3 separate regions of the Homo sapiens genome follow, and all the other regions are linked to region 3. The links are chromatin contacts, found by Hi-C or POLR2A ChIA-PET in ENCODE. All regions are on one chromosome and are shown on one strand. Each heading gives the region's core, a stretch centred on a gene start or an enhancer-like site at or near the end of the contact. The rest is flanking DNA. Distances are from core to core; before and after follow the strand shown.

The links. Hi-C counts contacts between places; a loop is a spot of excess contacts on that map. ChIA-PET counts read pairs that join two places held with the same protein, here RNA polymerase II (POLR2A). Pooled maps may share reads with other maps.
Region 1: a map of heart right ventricle shows a loop between it and region 3 (5-fold over the local background). The contact joins the enhancer-like site here to the promoter of GLMN in region 3. A Hi-C loop is called at or near these places in 3 of 168 maps with a recorded cell type or tissue (heart left ventricle and heart right ventricle), 6 of 37 single-sample maps with no recorded cell type and 8 of 50 pooled maps. POLR2A ChIA-PET finds 5 or more read pairs at or near these places in 1 of 52 experiments (T-cell).
Region 2: a map with no recorded cell type shows a loop between it and region 3 (3-fold over the local background). The contact joins the enhancer-like site here to the promoter of GLMN in region 3. A Hi-C loop is called at or near these places in 1 of 37 single-sample maps with no recorded cell type and 6 of 50 pooled maps.

What each region holds. Positions count from the first base shown.
Region 1 is chr1:92,816,164-92,819,082 of GRCh38, forward strand. No RefSeq gene overlaps it. Among named protein-coding and RNA genes, the nearest start is that of RPL5, 14 kb to the right of the region's middle. Within about 2 kb of position 1,353, at least 4 of the 41 ENCODE cell types and tissues checked have a DNase peak (open chromatin) inside an H3K27ac peak, as active enhancers do.
Region 2 is chr1:91,712,245-91,714,944 of GRCh38, forward strand. TGFBR3 (transforming growth factor beta receptor 3) reads right to left here. Exons shown (of 17, transcript NM_003243.5): 13 at 1-298. Among named protein-coding and RNA genes, the nearest start is that of TGFBR3, 170 kb to the right of the region's middle. Within about 2 kb of position 1,372, at least 18 of the 41 ENCODE cell types and tissues checked have a DNase peak (open chromatin) inside an H3K27ac peak, as active enhancers do.
Region 3 is chr1:92,297,680-92,300,561 of GRCh38, forward strand. GLMN (glomulin, FKBP associated protein) reads right to left here and starts at 1,308. Exons shown (of 19, transcript NM_053274.3): 1 at 1,246-1,308; 2 at 282-350. The coding sequence starts at 320. RPAP2 (RNA polymerase II associated protein 2) reads left to right here and starts at 1,380. Exons shown (of 13, transcript NM_024813.3): 1 at 1,380-1,467; 2 at 2,515-2,560. The coding sequence starts at 1,395. RefSeq lists enhancers at 406-1,302, 874-1,343, 1,564-1,793 and a silencer at 805-1,142.

The sequences.
Region 1 (2,919 bases), core at 103-2,602, 520 kb after region 3:
GGACCACAGGCATGAGTCACTGTGCCTGGCTACCAATTCTTATTATATGGATTTTAAATTTCCAAATAATAAAGTTAGAAACTAGTTACCCTTCCTTGCGACGTGAATTTTCAGGCCTGAAGATTTGTGTTAGGCAGTGCTTCACCTTCCCAAAATAATTCCCTTTGAGAATTATTTCAGATGTCAACTAGGGAAGCTCTTTCCCCTCAGAAAAGCAGTTAAATTCCACTCAATCTTTCAGTTTCTGAGGTCTGTAAAATCCAATGTCCTAACCAGGATTCCTGCTAATTCCCAGTGACTTATAATTTCATGATCATTTCTGCCTTCAGCTCATATTTTGGGGCGTGCTGTTTTTGTTCCTCTTTCATTCATGCCAGCCCAGAATTTAGCCCCACATGACTTTTCAAAGGAAATTCATTTCCACCAACATTTTACGGATTTTAGTAGACTTCACTGAAGATAGTGGGATCATGGAGAAGAGTCAATTCATAGAAAGCCATCACGGTGGCTTCACTCTCCTCTCTTTCCTTTCCCCCGTCTCATTCATATGACTTCCTTTCAGAAGCAAAGCAAATTCTTCCCCTGGCTCTGCCCCTGATGGAGACAGGGTCTTGCTATGTTGACCTGGTTTGTTTGTTTGTTTTTTAGAGAGATGAGATCTCACTCTGTCGCCTAGGCTGGAGTGCAGCTGTGTAATCCTCCTACTTCAGCTCCCAAAATGCTAGGATTACAGGTGTGCAAAGCAAATTCTTCGCCTGGCTGTCTGCATAGCAGTTTTTCAAGCCTGATGCTTCAGCAAGTCCTTGAGGCCTCACCCTCCACAGCAGCACCTTATCCAAGTATTTCCTCCAGCAGAGGATTCTAGTAGAAAAAAGAAAAAATATAGCTATTCTATTATAGAAAAAAAAAAGCTTATTTTATTCTGGAAAAGAGGACTTATTCTATATTCTTCAACAAGTGTGTAAATAATGGTGACAGTAAAATTTAAAAAGTCTCATCTAGGAAGTCATGTTAAGTTTCTACTTTTGGTGAATGAAAAATTATTGGTGAATGAAAAATTATTCTAAATTGGGTGGGTTTTAAAGGAAAAAATCATCTAGAGATTTTCTTGCCTGGGCCTTTACTTAATCTATGATGGGGACAACACCAAGGTTTAATGATTACTTCAGCAATAAATGACCAAAGAAAGTACACATGGTGATCTAAAGGCAAACATTCTAGTTTAGTAAGTAAGTTAAAACTATATCCACTTTGCCCATACTAATGCTGATCAGAACCTGTTTTTCCAATGTAAATACTGCAACTACACTGGTTGTGTTACACTTAAAATTGGGCAAAGTTCAAAGAATCTCAATTGCACCTACTCCAGGAAGCCAAGTGTTATGGGTCGTTGCAGATGACCAACCAGGGACAGCTTTAGGATTTTTACACAGCAGGAGCATACAGCAGCTTTCTAGGTGGAGAGGTAGGGTGAGAGAACAGGTCTTGAAGGTGCATGTACATAGCACTTTATAAAAATTGAGAAAATACTAATCGTCTGTATCAATGATGGGGGTGCTAATGAAGACTGTAGGGATACTAAAGCCCATTCTCTCCTTTGGTGCTACCCATGGCCCTGGGGGCTGAAATGGTCTGGAGTCTTTCTGACTTGTTGGTTTCAAACTTGAAGCCATCCAAGAATTGTTTCAGCCCCTTTTGGTATTGAGAATATATAAATTCACTACTACTGATAGCCTCAGACATTCTTGAAAAAAGGAGTCCCCACCCAAGGCTGGTCTTTGTCTCAACCAAAGACTGGCAGCAAGGATTCATGGGTTAAAGAGAGGGGCAAGAATTAGGAGGTAGTGGGTCTAGGAGGTAAAATCAATTTCATAGCTGAAGGAAGAATGGCCATTTATGTATTATAGAGGACAAAATGCAAAAGACAGTTGTGGAACACATACAGGTTATACCATATTTTTGGACCAAACTCAGAAGTGCACATGAATATGACCTGTGTACAATCCATGAGGTCCTGTGCTTACTTCCTGGTTTTAGGATAGCAACACTTTGAATTGCAAAGTCACTTACTGACATCTAATGACCCTGTCATTAGCCGCCTTCTCTCTCTGAGGCATTGCCCCAAACACCCACAAACACACAAACTCAAACTCACCTGCTCCTGCCCCTCTGTTACTGGAAACAGATGAATCTTGGCAAGCTTCTCCCAGGCTTTCACCAATATCCTCCTTCCCTTCCCAAATTTTAGGCCAGTAGCCAGTAGCTGCACCCTTCTTCAGGTATACTTAGATGGAAAGAAGTAGGTCATTTGTTCATTTCCCAATTTTCTTTCTGCCCCTAGAAATACAGCTTCATCTTCTGGCAGCTTGCTGGCCACACTCCTCCTTCTGGTGAGTAGAAGCACTGCAAGCAAGACCAAATTACCCCTAATCCACTGCAAATCTCTATTTGTCAAAACAAAACAAAACAACAACAAAACACCTCAAATAAAACTAGAGGCCAGGCCTGGTGGCTCATGCCTGTAATCCCAGCACCTTAGGAGCCCAAGGACATCATATTACCTGAGGTCAGGAGTTCGAGACCACCCTGGCCAACATGGCGAAACCCCGTCTCTAATAAAAATACACAAAAACTAAGCTGGGAGCAGTGGCTCATGCCTGTAATCCCAGCACTTTGGGAGGCCGAGGTGGGGGGAACACTTGAGGTCAGGAGTTCGAGACCAGCCTGGCCAAAATGGCGAAACTCTGTCTCTACTAAAAATACAAAAAGTAGCTAGGCGTTCTGGTGTGCGCCTGTAGTCCCAGCTACTTGGGAGGCTGAGGCAGGAGAATCGCTTGAACCTGGGAGGCAGAGGTTGCAGTAAGCTGAGATTGTGCCATCGCACTCCAGCCTGGGTGACAGAGCAAGACTCTGTCTCAG
Region 2 (2,700 bases), core at 122-2,621, 590 kb before region 3:
TAGGCAACTTCTGGGGGTGCTTCTCCATCTTCGTACACAGCGTCAGCTCACACTGTAGAAAGAGCAGTGAGGTGTTGAAGACAGGCTTGAAGACAAAGCTGAATCGCTTCTTATCCATGTCAGCTTGCGGGATAGGAAAGTGCACTCTCTTGGGACTGTAGAATTTCACAGATTCATCTTTAGGACAAATATTCTCAATAATGGTGTAATGAGACATCCTATCAGGGTTCGAATATGGAGAGATAAAGCACGTTTGGATGGCAAATCCCAGTTCTTGTTCAGCCTTAGTAACAGATACCTATGAAAGAACAGAAAGATGAATTAGGAAATGAGTTAGCATCTCACTTTCACTTTAGGCACAAGGACCATATGCCAAGACAGCCCTTCAGATGACACGCTGCTTTATCTTCATAACATAGTTATAGCCTTCTTTCTAATTACAAAAGTAACACACACACATTGAAAGAAAAAGATATTTTCCACTTCAATTTGATATAGATGATGACAGTGAATTATTTCTTTCAAATATTAGTCCATTAGATTCAAATACAAGATGAGTAAGTCTCTTCCACCTCCCAATGAGTCCTCTGAGAGCTAAAAATAAAAACATATTTTGCATTTAAAGTGGATTTTCCGAAGTAAATAAAACACCAGTAGGCAAAGTCCCTAATGTTTTAATAGTACAACACTTATAAGCTAAGCTCTTTTTAAAGACTGACCAAAAAATAGAGTTCAGCGGCAAAATCTATTTAACCTAGGCAGGAAGACTGAGCTTCTAAATTGCAAAAAGTCAGAGTAAGCCTGATGAGAGTCCTGCTTCATCGGCGAGAAGGCAGAGCTGGCTCCGGCGCTGGGTGTCAGTGACGGTGCAACCTGGAGGCCATCATGGGCCTGGTAAAGTGTCCCAGCTGCTCACAGATCCAAATCAGCCTTGCCAAGTACTCCCCCTTCGCTCCATAAGCCCAGGGGTAGTTTAGGGGAAATCTAATCTGGAAACGTTTCCGACTCATTTATACTTCCCCCTTTGAAAACACTTGTATGGGCTACGTCCAAATTTTGTTAAGGTTCTTTTCCTTAGAAACAGGAAGTAATGTTTAGCCAAGTGTAAACAGAATTCAAACCTCAACTATCCTGAACTTAGCTAAAATCCCCAGACCAGAGGAGATTCTCCATTTGGTGACACGTGGATCACTGCATGAACTGCCCCTCCCTGCTATGCCTCATTCTTTGACTAAATTTAGGATCAAAATAAACTTAAACACTTGTAGAAACAGCTAGTCCTTACCCATAGACCAACAGCCGCAGAATCATTTCAAAAGACATGGAGATAGAAACAGACTTTCCACGCTGAGATACCCAGGGGAAACCCCTGACATCACATGGGGCTTTGAATCCGCAGCACTGTTGTGAAAGATTCCTACGTGGTGGTTAACTGCAGGACACTCAACAGTGAAAATGCTAATGAAGAGGATTCTGATAATGTCACTGTGGTGACATTCTGTAAATACTAACACTTCAGTATTTTTGCAATACTTCTGAAAAACAAGATATTCTATCTTGGAAAGGTGGCAAATTACATATGTGCTATTACTAAAAACTGCCGTTTAACATGAACTCAGAAACCACATGCCAAAATGTGTAACAGAGGGACTGCAAATCTCTTCTCTAATCTCAAAAGAAAGTATGTAGCGGCAGAATGTCTAAGGTATCCCAAAAAGGGATACCTTTGTAGCAGAGGGAAAAAATATATATTATTTTTTAATATATTTTATGTATATATAGTTTATATATATAAATTATCAGCAAATCTTTTACTAAAAAGGATTTTACTTTTAGACCAGAAGTGAGTAGGAGAAGGACTACGGGCTTTGTAGTGAGACGAGCTCATAAAAATTACATGCTCTCCTGCTCACGTGCTGGGCACCGAGACTCAGTTTACTCACCTACAGAATGAGAACACGAATACCCACAAGATATCATAATTGTGAAAACTAGCAAAGTAAAAGTTACATGCAAACAACACAGTTCCCAGAGTGTCAATAAATGCTACCTATTAGTAATAGTAGTATTCTAGATTTAAAATTTTGGGTTATTAACAACTGGGTTTGTAAATTCCCCAAGACAAATGAACCAAAAGAAAACTGCCATTATGTGACCAACAGTCACCTGGAGATGACCAATGAACAGGTGGCAACACTGTTAACTTGGATTATGAAAGGGACTGTATGGTGTAGAGGGAATAGAGGATAAACTATGAGAAATATAGGTGATATATGAAAAGGTATAAATGGGAAAACAAGAATGGAAAAAAAAAACTACCAATAACACACTTCAAGTAAGCCAGCATTTGAAGGATGGGGGAAAAAACCCAAAATATCCAGGGTAAGGTACAGGAGGAAGATTGACCACTGATTAGCATAAATCAGCAAAGCCAGGCATAGATTTGGAAAAGAACAATCTGCAATTATGCAGCACCCCTGAAATCCACAGCGCAATAGGGTGCTGTTGACCAACTGCCCATGTGAACTGTACAGCCAGAAAAGCAAGAGAAAAACAGCCATCTTGGCTTAGGAAAAGCATGTAGAAGGCAGTATATTTTCCCCAATGGAGAAAGAAGGTGTGCTCAAAGAAAGAGAACTCTCAGAATGGGGGAGGGGCAGAATCCATATGATCAAGGAAAACAACATCTAGCGCCAGCGG
Region 3 (2,882 bases), core at 58-2,557:
TAGGATTACCCTAATAAATACTTTAATAAGTGACCTTGAAATCTACTGTACCAGTGAAATCTATGAAAAGGATCAGGATTAAAATGTAAAAGGTTATTTAGATAAGTATGTCACCTGGAGAAATAATCCAATCTGCCTCCCCCACTCATGCTCTTTACAGGTCAAAAAAAGCAAGGATTAAAGAAGATAAACAATTTGAGTGACCACAAATATAATTAAAAACAATCTGTGCCCTTCCCATATTTTGAAAGGTATTTAATTTTACAAAAATTAATACTTACACATCTCTTTATTATAGACTGAAGTTCCTCTACAGCCATTCTTATTTCTCCTAGTTTCGATGCTAAAATCTACAAATACAAAACACACTGTTAACTATCCGTGATATTACACTTAAGTATTCAAAAGTTATGTTTCAGTGTGATAAATTATTAGTAAATACAATAAAGAAAATGGAAAGTTTTTGTTGTTGTGTTTTTTGGTCCAATAGCATGCTAGGAGAAAATGTAAAGTTTTAAAGTTGAAATGTTATTACTGAATCTTAGTATGTTTGCCTAAGAAAATAAAGTGTTTTTTTAGAAGCCCTTATTGCATGTTTTAAGTTTTCTAGGAGCATAGTTTTGAAAGCTACTTTGAAGGAAAAAAAAACAAAAAAAACCTCTCGAGCACTCCCAAGAGGCGAGGCATATACGAACTAAAGGGCTTTTAAAAAGCAAAGCACTTCTTTTCTGAAAAAAAATTTCCAAAAGGTGGACCTGAAATCAAAATTCTAATCATCAGGGGATTTTTCATTTTTAATGTCTCACCTCACAAAAATTGGGGTGCAACACAAGCTTATCTATAGGGGGTGAAGATTCAGATGCCCTCCATTCCATTTCTCTCTAGGAGTTGCAGTCCCCAAAGTGATCAATCCAGCTAGTGAAATCACTGTATCACACGGAGACAAGACAACGGCGGCCTTCAGGAGGAGACCATCGCTTCTCCTGGCGGCAAGGCTCGGCCCCAAGCCCTCAGTAGGGGCGCGAGTCAGCCCGGTCCTCAGGGCAGCGCGCTGGAAGGCGAGTGAACACCCCAGCGCGCGTGCGGGCTGCATCAGAGGAAGCCATGTCTTCCGATTCCTGCTCGCCTAGGTGGGCAGGCTCCACCACCTCGCGTGGCCTAGTCGGCCCGCAGCACCAAGTCCGCCGCGGCTCACGGCCAACCGCGAGCCCTGGCCACCCTGAACCTCTCCACAACTCCACTTACCGGCCAGAACCCTCGCCTCTCCCAGCCGCCGCCACCTCCTCCGGCGTCTTAGCCCGCTCTTCTGGCCCCGCCCCGCGCTACGCGTAGGGAGGCGGGGCCTCGGGGCGAGACGCCGGAGCGTGTCCCCGTCCGGCAGACTACTCTCCCCCATGGCGGACTTCGCTGGGCCGTCTTCTGCCGGCCGCAAGGCCGGGGCTCCCCGCTGCTCTCGAAAAGCCGCAGGTAGGAGCAAGGATCTCTTCCCACTTTTGGACCCTGAAAGCTGGGCCCCGATCTCGAGTTATAGACCGCAGCGCGCGGGCGCTCCTGAAAGGCTGCTTCAGGGGAGGGGTTCTCCCAGGTAGAGTAGGCCGAAAGCTTCCCACCGCCGTCCGCACCTCCTGGGAAAGATTTCCTGGCCGCCCCTCACCCCTTTACGCCAGTGTTCCAAGATTTCCCTCACGCGGACTGTGGCCCCAGCCTCTGAGACAAAGGACAGTGGAGGCCCCGGGAACCCAGGCCTGGGGTCCCCGGGTTTCGGGGCAAGTGACTAGGGCAGCGTTGGCAGCTGGCCTTGAACCTAGGACCGGTCCTCCTTTCCAGATTGCTTGGGTGCCCAGTTCTTTAAGGTGCCGGACTCCCCTCTTCCCCCAGAGAGGACGTTTGGCAGACGGAGAGAGGTTTCCCCTAAAAGTACCCAGATCTCAGATTTTCAGGAGTGGTTAATTAAGCAACTATGATACAGAAGAAAATTCAATCCCCAAAGAGATACATTTTAACCAAGAAAAATTAGACAGTAATCAATTTGCAAAAACAAATTGCTCTCCCTTCCTATTTCATTTTGATTTACACACGATTGGACATAAAATATGTGGAAAAGAAGAAAAGGTGGTCTACAGTTTGTTATTTGTGTAGGAATCTATCTTGTACCTAATGTGTTTGTGTAGACCTGACCTACTGCCACCATGTGTAGCTTAACTGCGGGGATGCATTTTGAGAAATAAGTTGTTAGTCGATTTCATCCTTGTGTGACCATCATCGAGTGCACTTACACAAACCTAGATGGTACAGCCTACTTACACACTAGGCTATATGGTACAGCCTATTGCTCCCAGGCTACAAACCTGCACAGCATGTTACTGTACTAAGTACTGTAGGCAACTGTATATCTAAACATAGAAAAGGTACAGTAAAAATACAGTATTTTAATCTTATGAGACCGCTGTCTGTATGCTGTCCGTCGTTTACGGAAATGTCATTATGTAGCACATGACTGTATTTTTATTGTAGGTACTAAACAGACAAGTACTTTGAAACAAGAAGATGCTTCTAAAAGGTATGACAGCTACATGGACAACTACATTGGCATATCTACTTATCTTGTATTACTTGTACCAATTTTAAAACAATAATGGTTACCTTTTTTTTTTTAGAGAAAATTATCATGAGAGGGAAGGGAAAGATCTGGGAAGGCCTATAAATTCTCACATAGACTGTTACATTCCTCTACTCCAGGCTTTAAGAAAACCAAACTAAGCACTCAGACTGCTAGTGAAGGAATGAGTGTCTGTAGAAGGTGTTTGTTTTTCACCGCTTCAGGTACACTCTCCTTTTATTGCTTTATATGCCAGAGACTCACTCTCCAAGTTTCGCTGTCA